Linked DNA regions of Mus musculus: regions 2, 3, 4, 5, 6 and 7 are each linked to region 1. A link is a loop called in an ENCODE intact Hi-C map of the cell type or tissue named here. Cell type or tissue: gastrocnemius. All regions are shown on one strand. Region 1 has its middle 67 kb from the start of 4930554I06Rik. Region 2 has its middle 100 kb from the start of Gda. Region 3 overlaps Gm32979 (a long non-coding RNA gene). Region 4 has its middle 7.1 kb from the start of Zfand5. Region 5 holds the start of Zfand5 (zinc finger, AN1-type domain 5). Region 6 holds the start of Gm32979 (a long non-coding RNA gene). Region 7 has its middle 31 kb from the start of Gm38486.

Region 1 (4,000 bases):
GTTTACATCCAAGGGAGAGAAGCTTGGGTTCAAATGATAACATTTGAATTCAGCTCATGAAAAATTCTATCACAAGTGTGTTTGACTGTTTGATCTTTGGCTTCTCCCATGCATTTGCCCTTTGTACTCAGAGCACCGTGGGCTTCACGTCCTCAGAGCAGATTGCCATTTCAACAGGAAAGAAACATCTGCAGCTTTCCAACTGAGCTCAGTTCTACTCAAGACAGGTGGAACTCCAACCGGCACTGCCGCAGAATCGCAGAATACCCACGGACTGGGATGGGAAAGGGCATCTCCTTGTTGTGCAGCCATGAGCCTGGGACGTGCCAACTGGGGCTCAGATGCCAGCCATACTGTCTATTGCTTGTGTTATCTTGGAGACTCTCTAGACTCTGTTTCCTGTTATAACCCAGGCACATAACTAGTATTCGTTTCAAAAAAGAAAAGAAGGAAGGAAGGAAGGAAGGAAGGAAGGAAGGAAGGAAGGAAGGAAGGAAGGAAGGAAGAAAGGAAGGAAAGTTGTCCAGTCATTCCATAGTTGTCTACTAAGCTCTCCCTGTGTACAGTTTGCAAAGAACCAGAATCAAAGAGTCACAAATGAAGGTCAGTTTGCCAGGGTCACAAGTCACAAGGGATTTAGACAGATATTGATAGCATTGAATAGGTGAAAGGGTTATAGAATGTGTTGTCCAAAACAGAATATTATTTGAAATGAAAATGTGTGTTGTTAATTGTACTGGGGTAGCACTACATCAGGACTTGGGCAAATGGGGAGTTCCTCCAATGGGCATTTACTAGGAGAGGGAAAGTAGAAGAAAGAATGGGATTCTGAAGCCTACTCCATGATGGATGGTTAAAAGGGGCCCAGAGACCCAGAGAAGCATGTGGGAACCCTCTGAGCCGACAGAGATGAAGTCCAGTGCAAGTGGGGACCTGGAGATACATGGTGGTTTCTCTGTCAATATACTGACTGATTCACACGTTTGCTTTGTGGGCCTAAAGAAATGTCCGTGTTGTCTAGGTGGCTTAAAAAAATTGGGATTTGCAAGAGCAGATGTGCATTTAAAAGAACCAGTCCCCCTCCTTAAAGTAAGGAATTATCACTAAGCAGTGCGTGTCAGCCTTTGTCTTCCAAGAATGGCTTTTAAAGAATACCAGGAGTCTTGTGCCCATCTGTCCTGATTACTGGTTCGAGGGTGGATCACAGCCAGTTTGCCAAGGCTGAGACTCACACCAAAGGAAGCCTCTTGTGGTGAAGGATGCTTGTAAGGCCACAAAGTAGCCCGGGTACAAAATGGTAGAGCAGAGGTCTTGGCCTGTGATCTCTAAACTGGAAGAGATTTTGGATCTCCTGGAGCATTGTTAAAATGGAAGATTCTGGACACCCCACTCAGTAGGTCCTGGGTGGGAAATAACCTTCTACATCTCTATGTTCCCTGGAGGTGCTGCTCCGGCGACTGTATTTGGAGATTTACTGAGCTAGAGGATTTGGTGGCAGACGATCTAGAGCCAAGGATGAAGGAACATGGTTCCAGGCCTTTTACCATTTTCTGAATTTTGCAAGGGAATTCACAGGTGGCACCACACACAGATATTTAGTAGGCAGCTCCCGGTCAGACCATACAAAGGTCATGAATTCAGGGCTGGAAGTGTAGGAGGGGTGATCACATGTAAGTCTGACGATTGCTAAGGCCAGGGTCATAGTGACAGGATCGTCCAGTTCCCTTCTGTGACTCTTCCTGTCATTTTCAAAGCTCTGTCGTCTTCTCAGTCCTTCAGACCATGCTAACATGCCCGCCTGCGTGCCGTCCTTCTGCTCTTGACCTATCTCCCCTCCTCCCTCTCCTGTCTTCTTTGCTCCTTCTTCTCTTCCTTTACACCTTTCTCTACTCCTTTGGGTTACTCTACCCCTCAGGCCTGATCTTGTGCAGCCTGTGCAAGCCGTCTTCTCCCAAAGCACAGAGCATCGTGTATGCTGCGTGTTTGAGTGACTGTTGACTACATGACCATTTTCTTCTAAATTGATGGTCCTGTAGTAACCAGTATGCTCCATTGGGCATCTAGGGCTTATCTTAAAGCGTAACACTTCAATACATTTGTCAGCCTTCACCTTCCAGGGGATGCGTTAAAGAATAAAGATGACAGGGTTCCACAGGCATGTTTATCAGGTCAGGTAAGGAGACGGCAGTTGTTAAAACAGTGATGCAATTGCAGGAAACTGGACAAAGAGTTGTTAATATTTATTTAGACATTGCAGCAGGTCCCAAGCGCAGGTTTGCCAGCGCTGGCAATAGCGCCATCTGGTGGAAAGAAAATTTTTTTAAATTCAGTGCAAACTTAAGTCAGGAATGCTTAAACAATAATACTCTGGGAACTTTCTGCCGTCATTGTTGTTAAAATATAAGCAAAACTCCTTTTTCTTTTTAAATAGAAAATATAGATTCTTTGGGGGGGGGTTGTGAATTGCATTTATTGAAAAGACTGCTCAGGGTTTGAACAGAGAAACATTCAAGTTACTGTAATTAAGTAGGGTTTATGAGAAGGACAGATGTTGGCCATAAGGAAGCTGGGATCTCCACCCGTCACTAGCCCCATAGAAAAAAAACAGGAGCAGGTGCATAGCTCAGACATTGCTTTGTGTTCAGAGCTGACTGGTCAAGGAGGATATTGTTCATCTCTGGCTGCTTCTCTTACTACCCCACCCCTCCATGCTGGAGGGAGGGGTGGGGGGTGGGGGAGGGGGGAGAAGATCTTCAGTCACTGTCTGTTTTTCTTCTGTCCTAGTCAGCTCTCCCTGCTGTCCAGCCAGAGTGGGCACTCTCTCCATTTCTGTGTTTTGGATTTCTGTTGTTTGAGGTGGAGGTGGGGGGAGGGGGCGACACACTATCTTCTGCCACATTGGGCTGTAGTCTTTACTGACAAGGACATGGCCATTGCAGGCAGGACCAATATGTCTGAGAATAGAGCCACCCCTCTATGCTGAGGATGAGGGCCGAGTGACGATAGGAAAGATCTGAAGAAATGGTCAAGAAGAAAGCTTTTGGACCTTCGAGGCAAAACAATGAATTTGGGAGGGAAAGGTAAGGCAGACATTGTGGTGGGCACAGCAGACGCCTGGTGAAAGAGAGGGCTGGCTTCGTGAGTTGACTCCACAGATCTCCTGTTGCTTCCGTGTTTTCTTTGGCAGCCCGGGTGTTTTTTTTCATGCTGCCGCGGTCAAAGCAACTTCCTCAAAGACACTCTGTTGGCCTGCTGCTGTGGAAAGGGTGGGCCCTGTAGCCCTTTCCGGGTTTACTGCTTGTCAAGTGCCTTCAGCAAGAAATATCAATATAAACCGGCGTGGTCTTTATGCTTCACTGTCAAAATGAGGTAGAAAATGGTTGGAGTTTTGTTTGTTTGTGTCTGTTTTTAAAAACTCTCATAGAAAAATATAAGCTGTGGTACCACCCACAGAAGAAACCCCTTTAGAGAACGGAGGCCTGGATGAAGCTGGCAGGCGGCCTCAAGCTGTACAGCAGGGTTGCTTCATTTCTTGGTTGTTCCCCCTAAAACACGAATCCCCTTTGTTAGGTTCATTTGACATTTATTTATTCGTTGCATGGCACAGTGTGTGTGTGGAAGCCAAAGATTCATGAGTTGGTTCTCACCTTCTACCATTTGAATTTTGAGGATGAAAATCAGGTCTTTCAGCTTGGTGGCTCACACCTTGCACATGGAAGCCATCTTGCTGTCTGTAGTATTTCTTTCAAATTCAAATGCATGGATTTTTTTTCATTTAGGAAAGAAATGGTAGGAGTGTAAATGTGTGCTGTGTGTGTTTGCATGACTGATTTTATGTGTCTCATGGCTGTATTTCTATTTGAGGTATCTTCCCCTTCTGGCCTCAACTTACCTTCCATCTCATCTTTATGACCGATCTCCCCCTGATTTGGGGAATTTAGAATGGTTAAGAGTCTTCGTACAATGTTGGGAACGAGAAACAGATTCCAAGTTCCTTTCT
Region 2 (4,000 bases), 340 kb before region 1:
GAGAGGGGACAAAGCAAGAGGGGAGAGATGGAAGAGATGAAAGGGGAGAGGGGACAGAAAAGAGAGAGGACAGAAGGGAGAGGAGAGAAAGGAGAGGGGGGAGAGGGAAGAGAAGGGAGAAGAAAGAGGGGAGAGAAGGGAGAGGGAGAGGGGGAAAGGGGAGGGGAGAAAGAGAGAAAGAGAGAGAGAGATCGCTAAAATGTCTGGATTATTTATGAAAGAGACTCTTGGGGGAGGGGAAGCCTAACCCTTGGGCCTAGAAAGTTCAGGGTAGAGGGTGAAGGTTGCAAGGTAGGGACTGAGGGATGCTGGGAGAACCTGGAGGACAGGTCCCCTTTGGCATGTTAAATATGCACCTCTGCTCTTTGTCTCCGGTCTCAATCCCAATACAATATACCACAGTAATCAAACACTGTGTAGTATGTATGAAGCTAAGGGCTCAGTCCCCAGCACCCCCACCACACACACCCCACATCACATTTGCATGAAATAACTGCCCTTGTTTGTCACTACTAAGACATGGAGGGGAATAAACTGAGAAGGAGAATGTAACAGTTTTCAAAAAATGAAAGGTACTCATGTCCTCTGACTCTACAGTTTAGCTCTGGAGACTTTATTCTATATGCAAACACAAAAATATTCTTGTAATTGCTTTTACACTGTATTGAAATGGCCTGCAAGCACAGGCACAGGCACAGACAACCGGCCCTGTGGAGCTGCTTGTAATCTACTGAAGCAGGTTACTCTGCAGGAACTGAGAATTCAATGGATGTTTCACAGCCTTCTCTTTTACATTTGTAAGTATCTAAACTTTGTATTGTCTTATGTATTGCTTCTTGAAATATATGTATATATTTAAATTAAAAAATAAAACCGGCACTGGGGCAACAGCAGTGGCCAGCACGTGGACGCTGCGTCTATAAATCCGAAGCGTGTTGAATCGTCCCAAAAGTTAACGCGGGAAAGGAAGATCAAGGTCTCAGACAACAGAAGTTAAACAACTGGGTTGGATGCTAGGCCAAAGCAAATAAGGGGCATTAATAGGGCAATTAGCAAGAGTTGGTTCTAGGTTTGCAGGTTAGCTCGGAGTCCTGCAAACTTTCTCTGTAAAGAGAGTTCATACTTTGGGTTCTGTAGAGAATGTGGGAGAACCTCAGAGGGTCCCCGGCCAGCTACTCAGCTCCGTGACATCAGCACAAAAGCAGATGGAGACAATGGGGATGCGCAGTCTGAAAAAAGGTAGTTCCCCTATTTACAGAAAATAGCCATGGAAATAGAGTTAAAATATTTCTGTTAGCAATTTGCCAAATGGTTGTCTAGCTTCTACTTGCACACCTCCACTGATGGGAAACTCATTTTATCTAACTCATTTCACTATAGAGAAACATAAATTGTTAGAAGAGAATTTGCTAGCTTGAAGGAAGTATTCTATGTGAACCAGAGGCTAAGGAAAAAAATACTATTTGAAAGTGAAGGGAACTGATGTTTGCTTCAAGTTGTAAACGTGGCAATTTTCAGCAGCCTTCAGTGGAGGTGAAGATAATGTTTGACCAGTATGCCACCTAGTGGCCAAGATATGAATAGACGCACATGAAACAATGTTTTCAAAAACTCCCAAGAGCCCAGAGTGGGTGGGGTGGGGAGGCGTTCCTCAAGTCTTTTTTAATCTTTATAAAAATGTTGCTACTAGGTGGTTATTATTTGAAAATGGTGATGATTGTGAGTCTGGCAACATTGATTCCATTTTATAGGAAACAGATGGCTAAGCTCGACATTCAAAGACGGCATCCAACCTAACCTGGCTCCCCTGTGCATGCCTGCTCTGCAGTCCTTTAACACACTAAATCTGGGCTACACCTGGGGCTCACTTCAGCCGTTAGAGTTCAGCGAGAGTAATGTGCTGATTCTGGGTGTAGGCCTTTGAGAACACCTGGAAGCGTCTGCTTTTGTGCTTCTGGACGGTATAAACCATGATTTAAGAAGTCTATACGGAAAGGCTTATTATTGAAGAGGCTGCGTAGACGGCCCAGATGAGAAGGTCCATAGAGATGAATAAGTACTAGTATTGCATGGAGAGTAAGCAAAAGTGTTGAAGGAAGTGAGACAGGGTAGAGAAGGAGGGGCGGGGAGAGAGGTGGCGGCGGGGAGTGGGGAGGGCGAGAGCATTTCACTACACAGCCCTCTAGTCATCTGCAAGACACCATGCACTGAACTAGCCCAGAAGAGCATCTACACTCAGTCCTCGGAGTGACATCACATTACACACAGCTGAACTCCATCAGCCTACAGGCTCATGGGAAAGTCGCTGTTTACAAGATACTCCATTTTGAGACAGTTCTCTCCCATCTAATAGATAATCGAAATGAGAGATCCTTACGAACAGCATGGTGGGATTATTGACTTCCTGTCTCTCTGCTTCAAAAGCGCCCCTGTTTCATGGGGTCTGTGACCATATGGTGGAGCCCTTGACAGAACCTTCCTCTGACAGCTAGTAATACCAAGTTTCATCAGTAGAGGACTCCAGACAGAGGGCTCCGAGGTGGAAGGCACATTGGGGTGCTCTCACAAGGCTCCGGAATTCCCTCTAGAGCAGTGGTTCTCAACCTTCCTAGTGCTTCGACCCTTTAGTACAGTTCCACAGGCTGAGCTGACCCCCAACCATAAAATTGGTTCATAACTACTACTTCATAACTGTAATTTTGCTACTGAACTGTTACGAATCACAACGTAAGCATCTGCTATACAGGATGTCCGATTTGAAACCATGGGAAGGTTGAGAACCACTGCCTTGTCTATCACTAGGTGCACGTGGTAAAGCTTTCTCCACAGTTGTGTGCTGCGTGCTTTCTCTGCCTCTTCATTAAAGTGACAGTCATGTGGCCAAGGGTCTCAGATGCTGCGAAGCCACACTCTTGCCTCGATTTTTGTCTCCCACACCCTTTGATTAGACCAACAGTTCTAGGGGCCTGGCAATCTTTGTTCTACCCAGCAGCCTAGTGTGCCCCAGCCCAGGCTGTGTTCAGGGGAAGCTACTCTTTCTCCTGGTTCCAACGGCATCTTCAGTAGTACCGTATTTCTTCTGGGTGGGCAGCCATCAGTCTTGTCTTACTCACGACTTGATGCTATGAACTCTATCTAATCCTCATACCACTTCTCTCTGTGTCTGCTACTATTCTTAATGGATACGTAGTTTGGAAAACTATATTCTGCTTGTCTAGTGACTAGGGAACCAGATCTGACCCAAGGCAACCAAGCCAACTTCTCTGTGCAGTGAGCCCAAACCTCCTCCCTCCGCAGGACCTTAGTATCTCCCTTAGTATCATCTGGCAGGTTTTAGGTTTTACTTTCTATTTTTTCCTTGCTCTTTGAAGGCACTGAGTGGCTATGACCTGAGCTCAAACTGATCCAAAATTACAGGACTTCTTTGCATTTTAACACTGACACACTTTTTTGTTTGTTTGTTTTGAGGTTTTTGTTTGTTTAAGAATTAATTTTAGTTACATCTCTATCTTAAGTATGTGCACATGAGTGCAGGTACCCATAGAGGCCAGAAGAGGGCGCTAGATCCCTTGGAATTGGAGTTAGAGGCAGTTGTGAGTTACCTGGTGTGGCTTCAAAAGTGCTTTTAGCCGTTGAACTGTCTCTCCAGTCCCACAGATTTACCTTTATGATCACAGATAAACTATTGCTTAGCAACAAGAGATGAATAATTAATATCCTGTTAGTACTAATAAAGCATCTCTTTATACAGTCACCCATGCACAATCAGCAGTGGAGAGAATGCAAAGTCGTGTCCCATAACGCCACGGCGATGGTGTTCTTGGGGAAAGCAATATCGGGGTGAAGAGAAACATCTTTTGCCCAGGCTAAGCAGACTGCATTTGAAAGCTTGATGTTTACTTTTCTAGGTCAAGTGTGATTTATCGTCATCTTCCGACTCAAATCTTTCATCTAGTAATGCAATGAATGTCCACCCACCTAATCAGTGACTGACATATGC
Region 3 (4,000 bases), 110 kb before region 1:
GAGAGTAGCAGGGAGTGGGGCCCAGATTTTCCAATTGCCTGATCTTTCTGTACACTACTGGCCTGGTCCCCGTAGAAAGTGAAGTTTGAAGAAAATTCCCTTTGAGGAGCTTTTAGTGTGGTTGCTTATGGTCTGTGGATGGTGCCTTATCGTTAGGCAGGCTTCACATGCTGATGTATGGAAGATTTGAGGGCTCCAGTTGTCTGCATCTTTGAAACTAGTGGAGTTGAAGAGTCACAGTGGAACAGGCAGGAATTCTGTAGTCCTGAGAGTGCTGAAGACGGCAGCAGGCATTTTAGGAACACATAAGGAGGGACTGTGTAAGATTTCTATCATCCTACAAAGCAGCTTAAAATCTTCTATTTTTAACTTTCATTTATCCAATCCTTTTATTGATGTTCATTAGTAATGTGGTTCTCTTGGCTTTATTATAATTTATGGAGACTGCCATAGGTGGGCACAACACGGTCATAGATATTAACTAGAGTTTTCATCCATTTTACCTAAAATTTGCTGTTTGGACTTCCGAGCACAGCCTTTGGCCCCCTTCCTATCCTTGACTCTGAGGACAAAGTTTGTGAATATAAATGTCCTCAGATTGCATTTGTTATTATCACAAGGTAATGTGCACACATGGCAGTGAACAGCAGCCTTGGGCACTTAGCTTGACTTTCATGGGGAAAAACCTAAAACTAAAAACCTAAGGGATTATATAGCAATAACCCCAGCCTTGACTGACAAACCAGTAGACCTGTTTGAGGTTCTGTTCAGCCATAAATACTTGGTTTTCAATTACTTCAGTTATTACAATGCCTGAATTAATTAATCAAGCAACTTTGTGTGCTGGAAAGACATCCTTTTTAGGATGCTGTGGCTATCCATTCCTGTCCCTCGGTTGCCGCAGAGCTGTGAGACAGGTTCATTTCGGAAAGTTGAGCTCCTGAGGCTCTTCTTGCCTTACTGACAGTCTGAAAAGACGTGACTTCAGATCCATAAACGATGTCACCACTTCAAAGAGGTATAATCCCGTCTTTGATCCACTCCTCTAGCCCCTCGGAGGAGGAGGAGGATGTGTGAGAGAGAGTAGGGAACTGGGAGAAATGAGCCTTTGGGACAGGGGGAGGCTTGTCTCTAATTATCAGCTTTCCTGCTGCTCTCTGCCCACCTCTGGCTTCTAAGTTTCAGGTATAGGGAAGGATGACTCAAGGCTTAAGGGAGCCAGTCCCAGGAGCTGATACTGTTTTCCTGACCCTGCCTAAGCTACTCTGATCTTGGGTCATGACCTCAAACAGGAAGTGCTGCTAAGCTCCTCCAAACGCGGTATGTGAATGAGGGGGTGGAGTTTAGCACACACAAGCCCAGCTGCCAGCCGTTCATGTTTACAAGGGATCAAGAATTGGTCACTTAAGGTCAAGAATATATTCTTTCTTCTCCCTGCAGGCGTGCACAGTATTGTGTTACAGACTAGGAGAAATACGGACGTCAACTCCAAAGTTCTAGTTTTTCTTCTATGTTGCCTGAACGTACGTTTTGAGCTCCAAAGAACTTTGTGAACAGAGTGGCTTAAATTCAGCTCTGTCCACCTCTAATGAGTTTTCTAGAGGGAAATTTAAAGCCAAATCTTTAAACACACTCCTTCTGAGATACAATTAATATTTGGGAATAAATAGACGTTTGAACAAAGTAGTAGGAAACCACAGTTGAAGGGTATTTAAGAGGGCACGTCCAGCTTTCCTCCCGAGGACAGTGTGAATCACCAGCTCGCTCTGAGTCCTTCTTTCTGACCGGATTAATTTTCTCTCCTTCTGAGGTTTTGCTGCTTCAGGAAACCACACGTTTAGCCAAGAGCTGGTTTCCCTGGTTGTCAGTGGTCACAGTATCTGGTGTTAAAAAACAAAAACAAAAACAAAAACAAAAACAAAAAAACCCCTCTGTTCTCAGCTCACTATCAGGTAAGCTTCATAGCAGGGCTGTTCTCCGCAGTGTCCCAATTGGCATCCATCAGCTCAGCTCTGTCCACCTGTGCACATCAAGGAATGCCATTAATGCTTCTCTCATGAGGAGATTTGGGGAGGGAAGAGAGATGCTTTCCAGTTCATCTTTCTTTTCATTCATTTAAGCAAGTGTTGATCCCCATAAATTATTTATTCAAGCAGTGGAAGCTACCTCCCCAGGTGCAAAACAATCTTCTACAGGCTTGCTACTGCGCTGCTGAATGGGGGAGGAGTCAATACCTTTTAGGAGTTAGGAAGTTGTAAAAACAGGAGTCTTCTGTTTATGTATGGAAATGAGCTCTTGGTGAAATACACTGGAAACAAGAAAACGAAACCTGGTTTCACAAAGGGTATACATCAAATTGAAAAGAACAAAATCAACTGGTGATAAGACTTAGATTTGCTATGGACCCTTAAGGTTGAGAAGGGCTCCCATTTATGAGGGAACAGCCGGCCCATTCTTCATCTCATTACTAACGGTGTCTGCTTCCCACAGCTTTTCTGAGGGGGTCAGAGGAAGGTAAAGAAGGTGAATAGGGTGGACAAAGATGCACTTGGCTGTGGTGTCTACATGAGAAGTCTAGTGCCCCGGGACAGGCAGATATGTCACATACGTGGCAATAAATATGTTTGCCATGTTAATACATTGAGTGCTCACATCAAACTCTTAAGAATATAATATTCATTTACCTCATTCTGTAGTGAAGGGAACTGAGGAAGCCTGAGGTCAAGGGATATGTGGAAAGTCACAGAACTTGCTGGGAAGATAAGCTCAGATCCCCACATAGGTGATGTTGTTGGCTGTAAGGAGTTCCTTGCACACATGGACTTCTGAAAGATGGAGTTCTGTGTTTCACAAAGTCTAGTATGGAAGTTCACATGCCTCACCCCAGCCTAGAATGCTTCTTAAGATGAAGTTTCCAGCTAGTGTTTGAGCATCTCTGGGAATGTGGCCTGAGAATTCATGTTTAGTAGCTCTGTTCTCCACGTTGAGGTTGGTGAACTGCTGTCCTAGAAAGTGGTGAAGAAAGATGGACAGAAATGCCTTTTGTTTTCAGGACATAGTAGGGCACACTATAAACCTCTCCAGATTTTACACACACACACACACACACACACACACACACACACACACACACACTCTCACATACATACCACTTACAGGCACACTTTTACTTCTTCATCTCCAGATGGATATCTTTTACTTTTGTTCTTCTGTAGTTGCGTTAGCTAGAACATTTAGTTCAATGTTGAAGGAGGATGAAAGTGAACATCGCTGCCTTGTTTCAAATCTTCCAGCTTTTGAAGAGAAGATCTGAGAAGGTCATGGTTAATATACTGGAGATTCTCTTGTGAAACCCATAGTTTGGGATCTTTTGTTACTAACCTAGATTCTACTGAGAAAGACTTATGTACTAGAAGCACCAGGTTTACTTCTAGTTCTTTCAGACTGCAAATGCAGTCTTCTTAAGACCCATGTATAAGCGGATCTTTCTGGACCGTTAATGGACGATGGGAAGTCTTCATCAATTGGCACACAATGTAAGGAGTAGTAATAAGTCAGTGGTTTTCCCCCTTTGGAGGAGTCTTATTGCAATGCATGAGGAATATTTTCAAATTATGCACTATAATTGGCACTGAATCAAGATATTGCCATTTTTTTAAACTTTCTAGACCATTACAATCTACTGTCTGGTTAAGAAGAGCTATAGTATCGAAGCCAAAATCAAGAGGTAACAGTGATTCCTGAGTTCTGCCAAGATCCCCACAAATAGAAATTCACAGTGATGAAAAATAAAAGGCTACAGTTGCTTAAATTATTCCTAAACTAGTTGTTGTAAAGCAAACATCCAGAATGCTCACAGAGTCTGAGAATCAGGACTTCAAGCAAAACTTGGGGTGATATCCTTCTCTGTACCTTTGTGATGGAAGTTGAAGTTGGGGGTTACCTGAAGTTTAACTCACTGACAGATACAATTGTTTCCTGTTATCAGTTGGTACACTTG
Region 4 (4,000 bases), 230 kb before region 1:
CTCAAAAGCTGGGCAGTTTTAGTCCTCCCTTGGCTAGCATACTTTTCCCTCTGGTACTCCTGGCTCAACACCTTCTAAATTTACCTTTAACTTTGCTGGCCTGTTACTTTCTGTGAGGCCTACTGGTCTTTGCTGCCCCAGACACTTCTGGGCAGTCCTTCTAGGGGCCGCTTTCCCTTTCCTCCTATGTTTCTGATGAGCTTCCCTCTGCTGCTCTTAATCTCTTCCGCCTGCCACCACATCACGAGGATCCTCCATCTCCTTCCCCTGTGTCCACGCCTGCATAATCTAACGGTCCCATCCAGTCTTTCTTTGCCCAGCCATTGGCCACTGGCATCTTTATTGATCAGTCAAAAAGCAATTAGGGACAAGGACCTTTAGCATTTGGACATGCAGATTTCCTATTGACTTAATTAGAACTAATCTCCAACAGCCAATCTTAGGATCTATCTCTCTTTGGTACAGAAGAAATCATAAAAGATCGATTTTCAGACTTCTTGAGACTACGAGACTATGGGGAAACTGAGACAAAATAGAAAGACATGAATTAGCTGGGCAAGGTGGTACAAGCCTTTAACTGCAGCACTGCGGAGGCAGAGGCAGGTGGATCTATGAGTTGTAGGCCAGCCTGGTCTACAGAGTGAGTTCCAGGATAGCCAGGGCTACACAAAGAAATCCTATCTTAGAGAGAGAGAGAGAGAGAGAGAGAGAGAGAGAGAGAGAGAAGAAGAAGAAGAAGAAGAAGAAGAAGAAGAAGAAGAAGAAGAAGAAGAAGAAGAAGAAGAAGAAGAAGAAGAAGGAAGAAGAAGAAGAAGACAGACAGACAGACAGACAGACAGACAGACAGGAATTACAGGGATATGGAAGGAAAAGCTTCTGACATCAAGGTTACATTTCTTCTGTATATAGATATTTTATGTAAAAGTAACTGTGAAGCAGGATTAAGGCCTGACTGTATATGACCTGCGTAAGGCCTCATTACTTTCCCAGACATTTGAGAATCTCAAGCCAGAGTCTTAAACTTTTTTTACGGTAAAGATGATCGATCACCCAGTTTTGTCCTTCAGGTATCTTAGCAACCCTTTCAAGATAGTAACTTCAAATCCTACCAAAATCCTATACCTGAGTGTTGTCAAGCACAATGAGCTGTGACTCTCCCTGGCCTGGAGGAGGGGCGCAATGGGGGGACACTCTTCTTTGGGGTGCCCACTCCATGCTCTCAGGTATTTATTTTCTTGGTGTTTCTCTTAACCTCTTTCTGTTAACCTTCATGCTTCAACCTGTATTAAAGGATTTTTCTTAATCCCCAACTTGGCTTCATAAACTCAGCTAGCCCTAAAATTCTTTTCTGCATCTAAACTCACAGTTTGGCTCTAGTCTAGATATTGAAAGTCTAAGAAATGCCCTTGGTTGTTGAGTGTGACAGAGAGCAAGCTGTTCCTCCTACCTATGTCCCCCAAATGCTGATCGGCACCAGCTGAAACAAATGTTAAAATACATATTGGTGGGAAAACATGTTACCCACTTTTCATGGCTCTTAACCTTACACAGGCAAAAAGGATAATATCAAGTCAACGTTTAACTATGAGTTGGCAAATACTATGAAAGTAAAGTGCCATGTGCTATGGATGCATACGCTAATCATATGGAGCTGAAAAACTCAAGTCTGAGTTCCAGACAACCCAGCCTCAGGGGAGCCTGGCTGATTTTCTTGCCACTGTTTGTATTCTGCTAAAGAATAAGCTAGTATCATCATTTTAGGATCACTTAAGTTGTAAATTAGAAAATGGGCCAGAAGAGAGAGTGACCAGAATAGAAAAAGCAACTATAATTAAATTTCTTAAAGTAGAAATGTCTCTTAAAAATAGGAATGTAAGCTATTGGTCTAGCTTAGAATATAGGGATCTGGGGTTATTTTGCAATATTAGTCAGGGTTCTCTAGAGTAGCAGAACTTACAGAATAAAATATGTATATATATGTGTGTGTGTGTGTGTGTGTGTAATATATTACATATTATACATATATTATATATCACATGATATAATTATATCCTATATACTATATAATTCACATATATGATAGAATATTATAAACACATATAATTATATAATATATTGTATTGTTATAGGACATGTAATCATATACATATATATGATATATACATGATATATCATAAACATGTATATGATACATACCATATAATTAATATTATACTAATATATTTATATGATATATATAATGATTTGATATAAAATTATATGTAATAATAATCAATTATAAGTCATAAATATGTGTGTATGTATATTTATGTATATATATTACTTATTAGAATCACTTACAGGCTATGGTCCAACTAATCTAACAATGGAAGGTGATTAATGGAAAGCCTAAGAAACCAGTAGTTGTTCAGTCCAAGAGGGTGGATATCTCAGCTGGTCTTCAGTTCTATGCTGGAATTATAAACCAGTAGGCCCTAATGCCAGTGAAGGAATGGACTTACTTGCAAGGCATGAACAAGCAAGTAAAGAGCAAAAGCTTTCTTCTTTCATGTCCTTATATAATATTCCAACAGGAGGTATGGCCCAGATTCAAGGTCTGTCTTCCCTCCTCAAGATCTGAATTAACGATGGATGTTGTGTCTTCCTGCCTCAAGATTTGGATCAAAGGGCTGGAGAGATGGCTCAGCAGTTAAGAGCATTGACTGCGCTTCCAGAGGTCCTGAGTTCAATTCCCAGCAACCACATGGTGGCTCACAACCATCTGTAATGGGATCTGATGCCCTCTTCTGGTGTGTCTGAAGACAGCAACTATATATCCACATACATGAAATAAATAAATCTTAAAAAAAAAAAAGGCCGGGCGTGGTGGCGCACGCCTTTAATCCCAGCACTTGGGAGGCAGAGGCAGGTGGATTTCTGAGTTCGAGGCCAACCTGGTCTACACAGTGAGTTCCAGGATAGCCAGGGCTACACAGAGAAACCCTGTCTCCAAAAACAAAAACAAAACCAAAACCAAAACAAAACAAAACAAAAACCAAACAAACAAAAAAAGATTTGGATCAAAGATGTGTGTCCCACCTCAAAGGTGGGAAATGGATCAGATGTAAATTCACTCACTTCAAACCAAGCAAAAAATATTTCATAGGTGTGCCCTCTATTTCTGGATTATAGAGCATTCCAGATACAGTCAAGTTGCCAACCAAGAATACTTGTCACGTGATGAAGATAGAATTATAATGGTAAAGCCGGGCAGTGGTGGCACATGCCTTTAATTCTAGCACTTGGGAGGCAGAGGCAGGTGGATTTCTGAGTTTGAGTCCAGCCTTGTCTGCAGAGTGAGTTCCAGCACAGCCAGGGTTATACAGAGAAACCCTGTCTTGAAAAAAAAAATATATATATATATAATGGTAGAGTTGCTTCTGGTACTGTTATTATCCTGCCATAGATAGCTCTTCTTTGTCTCTGTACTCCCTAAGGGAGAATGTGAAAGGACGCATGTAGTCAAGGCCTTTGCTGGGTTTTGATATCCTTTGGATGTGATTTGATATTTACATCACGTTCCCTCATTTCCAGTCCTCCTCACAGTTCAGAGATTAGGCCAAACCAACTCAGTATTTAAAAGTCATTTTTGAAATTGTCAACCCAAAGGATTATTCATTTATATTTAGGACAAATCAGTTAAAAATGCAATGTAATGGTTCTCTACAATGTTTGCCTCTGTAATAATTAATGACTATGATGCTAGAGAGATGGCTAAGCAGCTAAAGTACCTGAAGACCTGAGTTTAATCCCCATGGGTGGAAGCAGAGAACAGAATCCTACAAATTGTCCTCTGATCTTCACGTGTGAACATACACACATACTCAATAATGGACTGTATTTTGTCTCAGCTGAATTAGTGACTGGCTGATTTTAAGTAATCGGTTATTATATAGGCCTGGTGATAATTTTTGTGTCTATGAGTGTTTTGCCAGTAGTTTGAGAAAAGGTCCAAGAACTT
Region 5 (4,000 bases), 230 kb before region 1:
ACTCGACGGTCCCTCGCCGGAACAACTCGGCTGTGCAGGGAGCCAGGCGCGGCAGTAGCCGCCTCTGCCATTGTCTATCCTGTCGGTCGGTCGGCCGGCCGGCACCCGGCGCCGCGGCACGCCGGGCATTGTCCCGTCCAGCCCGCTGGCCCGGCCGGGCCCGTCTTTGTGCTCGCCGATCGGGCGTGCTCCCGCCCCCGCGCCGTCCCGGCTCGCGCCACTTACCCTGCGGGGGCCCGGATGCACTAGCGAGCTGGCGCGCGACGCCGGGCGGTGGGCCGGGCTGAGGCCTCCGGGAAGGGCTGGCTAGCGGCCGCCGCGGGCCGGAGCGGAGCGGAGCGCAGGCGGAGCTGCGCTGGCGCCGCGGAGGCCTCCTTTGTTCGTGCAGAAGCGCCGAGGCGGCCGAGCCCCGCCGCAGCTCGGGTGGGAGGGCGGCGGGGGAGGAGAAGAACCGCAGGCCGCGGGGCTAGCGCCGCTCCAGGCGCCCGGCCGCCGGCACCTCACGCCTCCACAGCGACGTCCCGGCCGAGTGAGGAGGCGCGCGGAGAGGCCTGAGCGCCGACGGGGCCCGAGGACTGCGCTCTTCGGGCTTCCGCGTTCGCCAGAGACTCTGCGCGACTCCGGGCAGCGAGCGGACGCCTGACCAGATGCACACCGCTCAGCGATCCCGACGACTGACGCTCTGGCTCTGACCGGCGCTCGGGATCTGAGGGAAAGGGCGGCGGGGGCGGGGCCTGTGCGTCAGCGAAAACCCGGTCGGCACGCCCGCGGCGCGATGACGTCGCGGGACGAGGCCCCGCCCCTGACCTGCAGGCACTAGCCGGGGGCGGGGCCGCACTTGGGGGCGGGGCGAGTCCGGAGGCTGCGGTCACCGTCGCCCAGTCACCCTCCGGCCCGCGGGGCCCTGGGTGGAGCTGCTGCGGCGGGTCCACGGAGGCAGCGCTTCTATTTTTAACCCTATTGTCCGCCCTCAGCCACCCACACCAGCCCAGTTTCTCACGCTTCGTCCCCAGCTCCGCCGGGGTCCCCTCCCCGCGGGACGGGAAGGCACGGCCCGGAGGAGGCTGGCAGGGTTCCGGGTGTCGCCGCAGCTCCGCCTGCCACCGCCCAAGGTCGCGGTGCGCTGCCAGCTCTGAGCTAGGACCGCCCACCAGCCCCAGCCCCGCGCCGCCGTTCTGAACTGTTAAGCCAGCCTATAGAAACCCCTGGAAATTTACTATTCCAGTGAAGCACGGAGAACCCTGACAAGCCTGATGAGATGGAGCAAGAGGGACAAACAAGCCGGACCCCAGGCAAGGGCAAGGTGCTGGGTACCTGCCCAGAGCACGAACAGAAGAAGCTTTCTGCTGGTCTCTCCGTGGGTTCTGGTCACAAAATGTCTCTGCCGAAATCCATAAGGGCTACTACCTTAGCTACAAATATGCACTTAGGGTCCTTCACTTCGGGTATTTAAGAACCGTAGGCCTTGAAGGGCTACCTTAACGGCATTTATGCACTTAGGGTCCTTCATTTCGGGTATTTAAAAACCCTAGGCCTATCTCTAAGGTACCCTAGGGTTGGCCTTGACTGGGACACACGAACCTCATTTCTAGATTTTGTATTTGTGATATTGTGGAAGTAGTGTGGGGGAGGGGTGCTGCCCTGATGCTCCAAATCTAACTGCTCCCTGCACAGCAAGTGGACTAACCGGTACATAATACATTTTAAAAACCTATTTCGGGGTTATATTGCTATGGTCAAGTAATGTATTTCAGACTTAGTTTGGGTCATTTGTCCTAGGATCTTTGGGATTTATTTCTGTAAACTAGTAAATAATAAAACTAACTGCTACCATTTACCAGCCATTTCAGTGTCATCTATTTTTCATTTAGGGTCTCCTTATTTATCACAGCAGTTTACTGAGAAAAATGCCCTCCCTGTCCATTTGTCAGGGTAAGGCAGTCATGATGAAGGATGCTCTTGCCTGAAGCGCTAGAGACTAATGGAAACCGTAATTATGAGGATAAAAATAACTTCAGAGATTTTTTTTAAATAGAGCATACCTTATTGTCTGTCTCTTTTTATTCTTCCATTTTAAAAAGAAGAGCTTTATAATTTATCTTGTCCAATTTAAACAACAAAGTCATTTTAAAATCAAGCTGTTGATGCTAACAAAACTTATCAATAGTGTAAGTTAAAATTGACAAGTAATACAAATCCGAGTAATTTAAAATCAGTATATTGTCTACATGTATTAATGCATTTATGGTGACCACATGGTAATATTGACACATAAACAAACAGATAAAATTGTATGCAGTGTGACAAGAGTTTTAAGAAAGAAAGAGAAGCCTCAGCTCCAGCCGTCTCTACTAGGAGCTGTTCTGATAAGCTTATTAAAGAGAGAGTTTGGTTTGTTTTGAGATGGTCTCTTTGTGTGGCCCAGACTGACCTGGAACTTGCCTTTTAGACCAAGCTGGCCTTGAACTCACAGAGACCTGCCTACGTCTAGTTAGTAAAGGCACAAGCAGAGTCTGTTAAGGAATGGAACATCACAGACAGAGATTGAGAGATCAAGAGATTAAAGAGGACCAATAACCCCATGTCAATATTTTGGGAGGAAACGAGAAAACAAAACAAACAAACAAAAAACCCACATGCTCTAAGTCTAATGGTGACACATACACGCACCTTTAATCCCAGCACTAAGGAGGCAGAGGCAAATGGATCTCTGAGTTCAAGGCCAGCCTGGTCTACAGGGCAAGTTCCAGGACAGCCAAAGCTGCCTAGAAACCCTGTCTCAAAAAAGAAGGCAGCAGGTCGGGCAGTGGTAGCAGAGTTAGTTCCAGGACAGCCAGGGCTACACAGAAACCTTGTCTTGAAAAACCAAACTAGGAAGAAAAAAAAAAAAAATGGCTGTAGTGGTTGGTATACAGTTTTAATCTAAGCACTCAGGAGGCAGAGACAGGTAAATCTCCAGGGGTACAGCAGCCAGATGGGGAGTTCCAAACCATCCAGTTTCAGTTTACAGCTTCCTGTGTTTTCATTAAAAATGTAACTATTTTAGAAGGGTGTGGTAGCACACACACACACACACACACACACACCTTTAATTCCAGCTTCCAGTTTCAGGTCTGCCAGGGTGACATAGTGAGTTCCTGTTTTAAAAAGAATTCAAATCAGGATAATTAACTTATGTCATTGTCCCCTAAGATAGAGGGGGGACTTTATGGAAGAGGGCGGGCAAGGAAAGAATGTAAGAGCCAGAAGACAGGGAGGAGTGCAGTGGAAGGCCATCTTCTAGCATGGATGGGGAGGAGCTCTGGACACCTGAGCCGCTATGGGGGAGGAGGGTAAGTTTTGTTAGTATGGCCCCATGTAGGTTACCCATTTTCCTGTTGATGACCCCACACCTATGCACGCATGAGCAAAACTTACTGGTCTCAGTTATTTTTAAAAAAGAAATAAAATCCCACAAAGCTAGAAGAGAATATGTTGGGGGTAGATACAGATCAAAATAGATTGTATACATATATGAAGTTCTGAAGGGATAATTAAAAATTTGTCAAGATATTAAGTGTCATACAATAACTAAAATTTTGTGGGGGTTTTTTTTTGTGTGTTTTGTTTTGTTGTTTTTCGAGACAGGGTTTCTCTGTATAGCCCTGGCTGTCCTGGAACTCGCTTTGTAGACCAGGCTAGCCTAGAACTCAGAAATCCGCCTGCCTCTGCCTCTCGAGTGCTGGGATTAAAGGCGTGTGCCACCACGCCCAGCAATAACTAAAATTTTAAGTCATTATTTGATCTTCAATACTGGTGTGACTGATCTTCTGAGTGTTCAATAACTGTACTTGAAGGCCCAAGCCAAAAAGAAAGGGTATAGGCGAGGAAAGAATGTAAAACCCAAAGGAAATTAAACTTTTATCGGAGCTAAAAGGAAAGCCAGCAGTCTGGTCCTTACCTTCAGGTCAGCTAGATCCCAAGGGATTGTGGACCAGCTCTGAATGGGCTCTATAGCACC
Region 6 (4,000 bases), 97 kb before region 1:
CTCTGTTTTTCCAGTGCCTCTCATCCCTTGCCCCCAGAGAGCCCATGAACTATGGCAGATTCAGGTCCTGTTAGCTTGACCATATATGATTTGGGAGAGCTTGAGGCTATGCATGCTTCCTGACTCCCTCAAACACATCCCAAGAGCTGCGATGAGCCTTATTAATAAAGTATTTATTTGTTTCTAAGCCCTGATCTATTGTAATTCCTCCTTGTTCAAATGCATAACCTATTTATACATCTACAGTTTCTACAAACATTAGGCTTCTCATATTTTGAAACATTATTATAATTTTTCCCCAAGATATCTTCTTCAGCAAGTGATCCAGTTCTGCTATGACAATAATCACCAAAGAACAAACTGGGCAAAAATCCCCCCTGAGGCTCAGACAATCTGCTGTCTTCTGGTACTACTGGCTTAAGGCTCAGAAGATTTTGGGCAAATGCACAATACTGAATAGGCATTAAACACTCAGAAAACAGTGGGAATTGAACCAGCAGCAATCTTCCCAGCACTGAAGTGATTGCTGTTTAAACACCTCTTGTCACTGACAGTCAACTGAAGAAAGGAGGGACCTCCACATCTGCGGGGTAACTATGGAAGCTTGAGGGCAGCTCAGCAGAAGCTAAGAAGGATGCCCTGTCTATCTCCACAAGGTTCTAGAGAAAATCCAGGGGCACGGGAGTTGGGAAGAAAGGAATTCTGGTTACAAACCTAGAAAGATATCATTGGAGGAAATGAGGATGTTTGCTCCCTGTATTCTACTGTTATAATCCTCCGGCTTTTGTTTGTTTGTTTTGTTTTGTTTAAACAATGTTTGCTTTCTATATACAACTATTTATAAGACTCCCCTGGGCTATATGGTTTCAGGAAGCTTCATTTTTCTGACGGACTTCTGCTTAAGTCACCATTAACCATAGTGTGACTTAATATGAAGATGCAGAATTTCATAGGGCCAATAAAGTGACGGAATCTTAAGGGCAAGTCTTGATGTAAAGCGCCTTTTATTTTAAGTTTTCCTTATACAAAATTTAAATTGCATAATGTGGTGAGAGGGTGTACAGGGAAAACGGAGACCACCTTGGGTTTTATTAAAATGGCAAGGCCACAGGTGCATAGCATAATCTCTCTACCCACACTCAATTTTATTGCCAAGCGGGACCAGTTGATGTGTCTAAGGATTTCACATGACTGACAGCTTACAGAAACATAAGCACTGAGGCATGAGGCACCACACAGGGTGGCCACTCGTGCTTCCAATGTTCGAAGAAATCCCTGAAATTCAAAGGGGCAGAAGGACTGGCACCACCAGGGAGATCCAAACACCCCCTCCTAAAACTGTTCTCGGGACTCTTCAATGAAATTTCTGACCTCAGCATCTACACTGAGTCCTCTCACGCTGCCACTTGTCGACAGGCTGCACCCACAGTTTGTCTTTTAAAATAACAACTTTCAGCAGTCGCCTGCTATTCAAAGCTTTTTTTGAGAAGAGAAAATAGCAAGTGTTCCTGTGTGTGTGTGTGTGTGTGTGGCACACATATGGGGCTCAGTGGGAGCACTTGGCCAGGTGCAGCTTTGTTCATGGCTCCTACCCCTCCTTCCATTCTGGGAGATCATTTCTCCCCTCCCCCCAACCCTGGATGAGTGAGCATCTGAGGCTGTCCATGACTCGTTTTTGTTTTTGTGTTTTCAGTCAAATAAAAGGTACTAAGTCACAGGCAGTCTCAATGCCTTCTTGACAGTCTCCAGGGCTTTGCCAGGATAAAATGCCAAATAGTATTTACCACGGACTTTCCTTTAGCTAATCTTGTCCTGCTTCAGTCTGAAGCCTACAGAGAGAAAGGAGGCCAGTGGGTCTCTTCCTCCTACTCCCTCTCTCCTCACCTTTCCTAGGAGTAAATGCAGAGGAGGGGAGAGGATGGGAAGGGACAGGATTACTGTCACTTGGCTAGGTGCTGTTGGCTCCCTGAGCTGGCAGATGGTTACCCATGTCTGCCCTGAGAAATTCTAGCTCTAGGGACAAGTGACAAAAATGGGCTCATTTCTACGGCTCTTTTCTTGCTCTTTAATCCCACAAAGGAAGTTTATTTTGTCTCTATTAAGTAAACTCCGTATGTTACAGAGCAGTTCCCTTCGCAGTCCTTGGTTATTTTAAGGAAGCATCCAGCCTTGCTCTGCTAAGGTTGCCTCAGGTACCCATATGCTCCTTCTTGACGTGACAAAGGCCACTGAGAGCTTTATCCAACAGAAATAGCCTATATTTCTTGCTCAGGAAAACCTGGAAATGGTAATCCAATCCCAGACACCCTCAGGAGAGCTGTCCAGTCCATCTTAGATGCATCTAAATAGGAATCAGACAAAAAAAAAAACTCGTATGTCATTCCTAACTAAAGGAAACATATTTTTTCATCATACTCCCCTCTCCAATGTACAGGAGAGAATAAGGTGGGAAGATTGACAGGTGATGGGTGGAGCCTGAAGGTAAGCCAGCACCTCTTTCTCTGAACCTCTGGCCCCTAAGATTTATTTTTGAATTATTCATCTATTCAAGAGGCCCAATTAGCATGCGAAGAGCTTCTTGGGGGCATTTCTTTATAAAAACTTCATAGTACTTTTTTTTTTCTGTGTGTGACTTTTCTTTTTTGCTGCAAATTTTTTAAAACTACATTTTTTACTTACACGTGCATGTGTACATATTGATGAGAGTGCACATGTGCCATTAGCATATGTGTGAAGGTCAGAAGACTGCTATGGGAGTTTCAACTCCGGAGCCCCAGGGATCAAACTCAGGTTGTCAGGTTTGGCAACCGGCACCTTTACCCCGAGTCATCTTGCTAGACCAACAATTTTCTTTTTTCAGTCCTTTTCTTCATGTTTGGAGTAGCATGTGTCTCATGCTTACTGTTTGGAATGCAGTCTGGTTTGGAAGAGTATTAAGAGACAAGGATTTCCCCATGTTGTCTTGTTACTGCTCTCCCACAGCAGGCAGTGTGCTTTCCTATTGTTTTAATTTACTATATCTGGAACAAGAGTGTCCTCCAAAGCCTTAAGTGTTAAAGGCCGGGTCCGTAGCTTGGCACTATTGAAAGATGGTGTGTGTCTATAAGAGATGGACCCGTGTGGGGGAAGAAGGGGTGGTACTAGGTCATTGAGGGAATGCTGTTGAAGGAATTATGGGACACCAGACTCTGTAGTTCAGCCAACGAAACAGGAGGTTAGAAGGTTCCTCTGCCACACTTTCCCATATGTGGTGTGTTGTCTTGCCTGGGGCCTGAACCAACCAGCCATGAACCAAAACTTCTAAAACTGGGAGCCAAAGCAAACCCTTCTTCTCAGATTTTCTCTCTTACCTCGCTAAAGTAAAGTCTGTTCAGCATAGTTAGTTATGTAGCAAGAAACACCGCTCCTCCCCACCCCCAGATAGTATTCTCACTTCTCAGTTTTCTTCCTCTCCTCTCCTCTCCTCTCCTCTCCTCTCCTCTCCTCTCCTCTCCTCCCCTCCCCTCCCCTCCCCTCCCCTCCCCTCCCCTCCCCTCCCCTCCCCTCCCTTCCCCTCCCCTCCCCTCTCCTCTCCTTTTCTTTCTTTCAAGACAGGGTTTCTCTGTGTAGCCCCAGCTGTCCTGGAACTCACTCCGTAGACCAGGCTGGCTGCGAACTCATCAATCTGCCTGCCTCTGCCTCCCAAGTGCTGGGATTACAGGCATGTGCCACCACCGCCCATCTCACTTTAACACTTTCTATGAACAGATCTCTGTACTGAATAATAAGCATACAGTTCACAGTGGTTAAAGCTAGGGTTTCCCCAGGGTTTAAAAGCTTTGTCAGATCACTTCAGCGTCTATCTCATCTCATTGTTGATGTTTGCTGATAGCTTTTCCCATGTGTGTTGTGTTTTATGTCCTTCATATGCTATGTGGTTGGGTTTTTTTTTTTTAATTTTAATTGTGTCCCATATGTCTTGAATATTTTATTGGGAGGCTCTCTGTGTCTTTTAGAACTC
Region 7 (4,000 bases), 530 kb before region 1:
GAACAAACAAGGTACTGTTTCCCAATTGGTTCTTAATCTGTCAGTAAAGAAGCCATGGGCCAATTCCTGGGCAGAAGGAATAGGTGTGACTTCCGGGTCCCTGGAGGCAGGAGAGTCAGGAAGAGAGAGGCAGCCATGCTTCGGAGAGAGAAAAGCCAAGCAGCCATGTGAGATCTCCACAGGCCACTTCTACAGGCAGGTGGTTGGAGCTGTTTCCCTGGGACTAAATGTAACACGGCAACTAAAATTGAGGGCAGGTGGAGAGGTGTGGAGCTAAGAGTATTGATAAGGGCACACTTCTTCAGGTGGGAGATAAGTAGCGCCCAGCAATTGTGCCACTAAGGAAGCTGAAATTGAACAACTGTGTGTCTGTGAGTTTCATCTACGAATCCAATATTCTCTGGGCGGGGGCAGTCAGTTCCTGGAGCTTAGGTGGGGCAGCAAAAGCAACACGCAACGCATGATGTTTGTAGAGAATACAAACTGGACTCAATGGACAGTGACTGTGTGCTCGCATAGCTAACCTTGCAAAGCTTCATTGGTCTCCCAGCTTTGCTGATCTTCACTTTGTAGAGAGAGGCACAGCAGAGAACTTCTGGCATGCTGGCTGGTTCTGGTCACTCCTGGTGACTTGTGCCAACTCAGTGACTCAGTGGAAGCCTGGTTGTTTCTGCTGGATTGTGCTGCTGAGTCACACTTGGAATTCAGACACTACTGAACTGGACTGCTACTACACAGAGATAGGAATTGCCCCCAAAGAACTACTTCTAAACAGATGCACATCCACTTTTTTATTTACCATCTTTTCTCTGCTACCTTTTGATGGTAGGCAAGAAGGTGTGTATACGTGTAGGGGGTGGTGGTGGTCAAAGCATTTGAAAATCCCTATTAAAAGTAGGTTTTAAAATATCAAAGTTTACAACCAGGTTTACAGACAAGAACCTGGAAGCTTTTGGAGGTTTGAAACTTCCACAATCAGCAAGTGTCAAGGACACTAACAGCTACACTTCAAACACCGTAATATTTTGTGCAGACAACACGCACAGGTGATCTGTGCAGAGTGTTTCCAGTACAGCCCTGGAGTACATTATTAGCTTTCTTACATGGCAGCTGAAAATGTATACTTTGCCCAATATCACTTAGTGAGCAAGAATCCAACTGAGCAAGTCAGGAGGAACAAGCCAGTAAGCAGCACCCCTTCCATGGCTTCTGCATGGCTCCTGATTTCAGCTTCCTGCCCTGCTTTGAGTTCCTGCCCTGGTTCCCTTCAGTGATGGACTGTGATGAGAAACTATAAAATGAACCATTTTCTCCCCAAGTTGCCCTTTGGTTATGGTGTCTTATCATAGCAATAGAAACTCTAAGACAGACATGACAGTGACCTCTCTGTGATACAATCTATCAGCAGCTTACAAACATTTAAATGGCTTCTCCATAAATAAAAGCCTTAGAACCCAACTCTCCACTCAGATCATTATGTATCTTTAAACCTACTACACAAATTAGAGTTTCTCTCACCACAGATGCATGGTGTGACATCTGGTCATTTATTCTATACTGTCAGATGAAGCTACTAATATCTCAGCCTTTGTGGCCTATGAGACACTAGAATGGGTGATTTCCTTTCCTTTCCTTTCCTTTCCTTTCCTTTCCTTTCCTTTCCTTTCCTTTCCTTTCCTCTCCTTTCCTTTCCTTTCCTTTCCGTCTTGGTTTTCTTTTTGTTTTGAGACATGTAGCACAGGATCTTTTCAGACTCATCGTGTAACTCAGGCTGTCTTTCCTGGAACTCACAATCCTTCTGCCTCAGCCTTCTGTGTTCTGGGGCTACTCACATACATTACCATTCCAAAATTAGGATGGATGGATGTATTTCATAAAATATTTTTCAGAATAACAATGCAGACTGCATGTCATAATGATGTCAAAAAGAGGTGCTGGAGAGATGGCTCAGCGGTTAAGAGCACCGACTGCTCTTCCAGAGATCCTGAGTTCAAATCCCAGCAACCACATGGTGGCTCACAACCAACTGCAATGAGATCTGATGCCCTCTTCTGGTGTGTCTGAAGACAGCTACAGTGTACTCATATACATAAAATAAATAAATAAATCTTTAAAAAAATTGATGCCAAGAAGAGCCCTTAGGTTCCTTCACACAGATGGCCAGTTGTGTGTTTAGGACAGAATACAGCTGTGAACTGCAATAGTGAATGCAGAACTCAGAGCTATGAACTTCAGTGCTACATAGCCTACTATGCCAAGTACATTCACTGGGGACCCCCAAGGCTCCTCTCCCCGCTTAAATTTACATTTTGTCTATTTTCTCAGACTTAAAATCATTTCCACAGGTGCTCTTACAGTCTTTGATTCATGTATTTGTCACAAAGACAGCATGGCATACACTAATAAACTACCCCGGGCTCAAAGAAGAGTACCCTAGTTTGATGGGGCATGAAGTTACCACGATTGACCACCAGGTGGCAGAGCCAGCCAGCTCAGGAAGCAAGGAGTCAAAGCATGCGCACAATGCCTGGTTACAAATGAAGTTTGAAATCACAGGCCCGAGAGCAGAGGCGATTTGTAGACAGTTGTTCTCAGCAGGGAGGACCAATTCCTTGAGCAGACGCACGACTAGAAAATGGTACCAAAGTTGCTAGTTCCAGTTCAGCCTGAGCATTCTGTTATAGATAGTCCTTTTGTATCACAGGAGTATCCTCCGACCCAAACTCCCTCCATCCTCAGGAGTTCTGCTGGGCCCCTTAACCGTTACCTTCTTTCATAAAAGGATGAGGAGGAGAAGGACACGGGTCCCTCACCTGAATCCAGCCACTCCCGACCAGTCCTGTGCAGTTCTTCCCTAATGGGTTGTGGTCCTGGCAGAGGGCTTTGAGGATGTTAGTTGGGAATGGTGAGGGGATGAGACTGTCTACCTAGCTATGGGGAAACCATCATTCCTACTGGGTGCAGACTGTCCAGTGTAGCTGCTTTAAGGTCATTTATGTGTTGCCCAGAACCCCTCACCCTTTGCTAAGTAAGGAAGCCTAATAATATGGGTTATCCTTGGCAAACTTGGGATGTAGTTGTGCCCCAGTTTGTTTTTGGGTCCTTAGGAGGACGGGTAGAGATCCTTCACATCTCTCTCAGGGAAGGAATTTTAGCATCAGCCTTTTCTTTTTTCTTTTTTTTTTTAAGTTTATTTTTTAATTATATGTGTAGTGTCTTTGTCTCTCTGCCTTTCTCTGTCTCTCTGTGTCTGTCTATTTCTCTCTCTCTCTCTCTCTCTCTCTCTCTCTCTCTTTCTCTCTCTTTCTCTTTCTGTGTGTGTGTGTGTGCGCGCGTGCGCGTGTATAGTGTAGTATAGTATAGTATAGTATTTGTACATGAGTCCAGATGTCTGTGGCTTCCAGGAGTGGGCATATGGTCTCTGGAGCTGGATTTAGAGATGTCTGTGAATCTTGCTATATGAGAATTGCTAGGAATTGAACTCAGGTCTTCTACAGTGCAGGAGGAACTCAGCTGCTGAGCCAGATTTTCAATCCCCTGTATGCAACACTTTAGTGGCAGAGCGGTTAACACTAGGTGTGGAGATGTGAAGATGATGAAAGATGCTCAAGCAGGAAGCAGTGTAGCATGCAGACCTGATCTGCAGTCAGGAAAAGGGCCGGCTAGCATCCTGTTCCCCTTTATGGCTTTGCTTCTAGTTATCAACCTTCCACTTTCTTTTGTATCTTGGCTCATGTCTTTCCTTCTTTCCACGAGGCCTGAGTGCTGTTTCCAGGAGACTTCCAGCATAGACTAAGGAGTGAGCAAACTTCCTCTAGAGGTTCAGCTTCTCCTACCCTCAGGATCTCTCTAGGAATGGCATTTGTGTGGCCTGCCCCCAGAAGTTCTCACTCTTTTTTTTAAAATTAATTATTTTTGTTTTTTATTTATTTTTTATTAGATATTTTCTTTATTTACATTTCAAATATTATCCCTTTTCCTGGTTTCCCCTCTGAAAACT

The links. Peaks named below come from ENCODE experiments on the same cell type or tissue, not always from the same donor. Only the 100,000 strongest peaks of a DNase experiment are listed, where the experiment ranks them.
Region 2: a loop joins it to region 1, with 6 times the contacts of the local background. A loop is called at or near these places in 19 of 42 quality-filtered maps.
Region 3: it touches region 1 in a loop (13-fold over the local background); 3 of 42 quality-filtered maps call a loop at or near these places.
Region 4: it touches region 1 in a loop (2.7-fold over the local background); 27 of 42 quality-filtered maps call a loop at or near these places.
Region 5: it touches region 1 in a loop (5-fold over the local background); 28 of 42 quality-filtered maps call a loop at or near these places.
Region 6: a loop joins it to region 1, with 2.9 times the contacts of the local background. A loop is called at or near these places in 5 of 42 quality-filtered maps.
Region 7: it touches region 1 in a loop (4-fold over the local background); 23 of 42 quality-filtered maps call a loop at or near these places.

What each region holds. Positions count from the first base shown.
Region 1 is chr19:21,035,892-21,039,891 of GRCm38, reverse strand. It overlaps a transcript of Tmc1 not described here. Among named protein-coding and RNA genes, the nearest start is that of 4930554I06Rik, 67 kb to the left of the region's middle. In gastrocnemius, a CTCF peak has its summit at 2,290 (motif pointing left); DNase peaks (open chromatin) are centred at 2,280, 2,875 and 3,160; H3K4me3 peaks cover 545 bases; H3K27ac peaks cover 2,044 bases.
Region 2 is chr19:21,371,096-21,375,095 of GRCm38, reverse strand. No RefSeq gene overlaps it. Among named protein-coding and RNA genes, the nearest start is that of Gda, 100 kb to the left of the region's middle. In gastrocnemius, CTCF peaks have their summits at 1,574 (motif pointing left), 2,505 and 3,546 (motif pointing right); DNase peaks (open chromatin) are centred at 1,625 and 1,798; H3K4me3 peaks cover 180 bases.
Region 3 is chr19:21,142,155-21,146,154 of GRCm38, reverse strand. It overlaps Gm32979 (a long non-coding RNA gene), which reads right to left. Exons shown (of 3, transcript XR_386592.4): 2 at 2,685-3,005; 3 at 1-2,308. Among named protein-coding and RNA genes, the nearest start is that of Gm32979, 6.9 kb to the right of the region's middle. In gastrocnemius, no CTCF peak of the experiment used is centred here; a DNase peak (open chromatin) is centred at 1,937; H3K4me3 peaks cover 1,196 bases; H3K27ac peaks cover 2,851 bases.
Region 4 is chr19:21,263,184-21,267,183 of GRCm38, reverse strand. No RefSeq gene overlaps it. Among named protein-coding and RNA genes, the nearest start is that of Zfand5, 7.1 kb to the left of the region's middle. In gastrocnemius, no CTCF peak of the experiment used is centred here; no DNase peak of the experiment used is centred here.
Region 5 is chr19:21,268,968-21,272,967 of GRCm38, reverse strand. Zfand5 (zinc finger, AN1-type domain 5) reads right to left here and starts at 690. Exons shown (of 6, transcript NM_009551.5): 1 at 226-690. It overlaps LOC115489044, which reads right to left and starts at 1,510. Exons shown (of 2, transcript XM_030251153.1): 1 at 1,478-1,510; 2 at 226-1,193. The coding sequence starts at 1,510. The coding sequence ends at 501. In gastrocnemius, no CTCF peak of the experiment used is centred here; DNase peaks (open chromatin) are centred at 280, 790 and 1,598; H3K4me3 peaks cover 2,092 bases; H3K27ac peaks cover 2,268 bases.
Region 6 is chr19:21,133,387-21,137,386 of GRCm38, reverse strand. Gm32979 (a long non-coding RNA gene) reads right to left here and starts at 120. Exons shown (of 3, transcript XR_386592.4): 1 at 1-120. In gastrocnemius, no CTCF peak of the experiment used is centred here; DNase peaks (open chromatin) are centred at 1,240, 1,578, 1,939, 3,665 and 1 more place; H3K27ac peaks cover 1,066 bases.
Region 7 is chr19:21,562,809-21,566,808 of GRCm38, reverse strand. No RefSeq gene overlaps it. Among named protein-coding and RNA genes, the nearest start is that of Gm38486, 31 kb to the left of the region's middle. In gastrocnemius, no CTCF peak of the experiment used is centred here; a DNase peak (open chromatin) is centred at 2,478.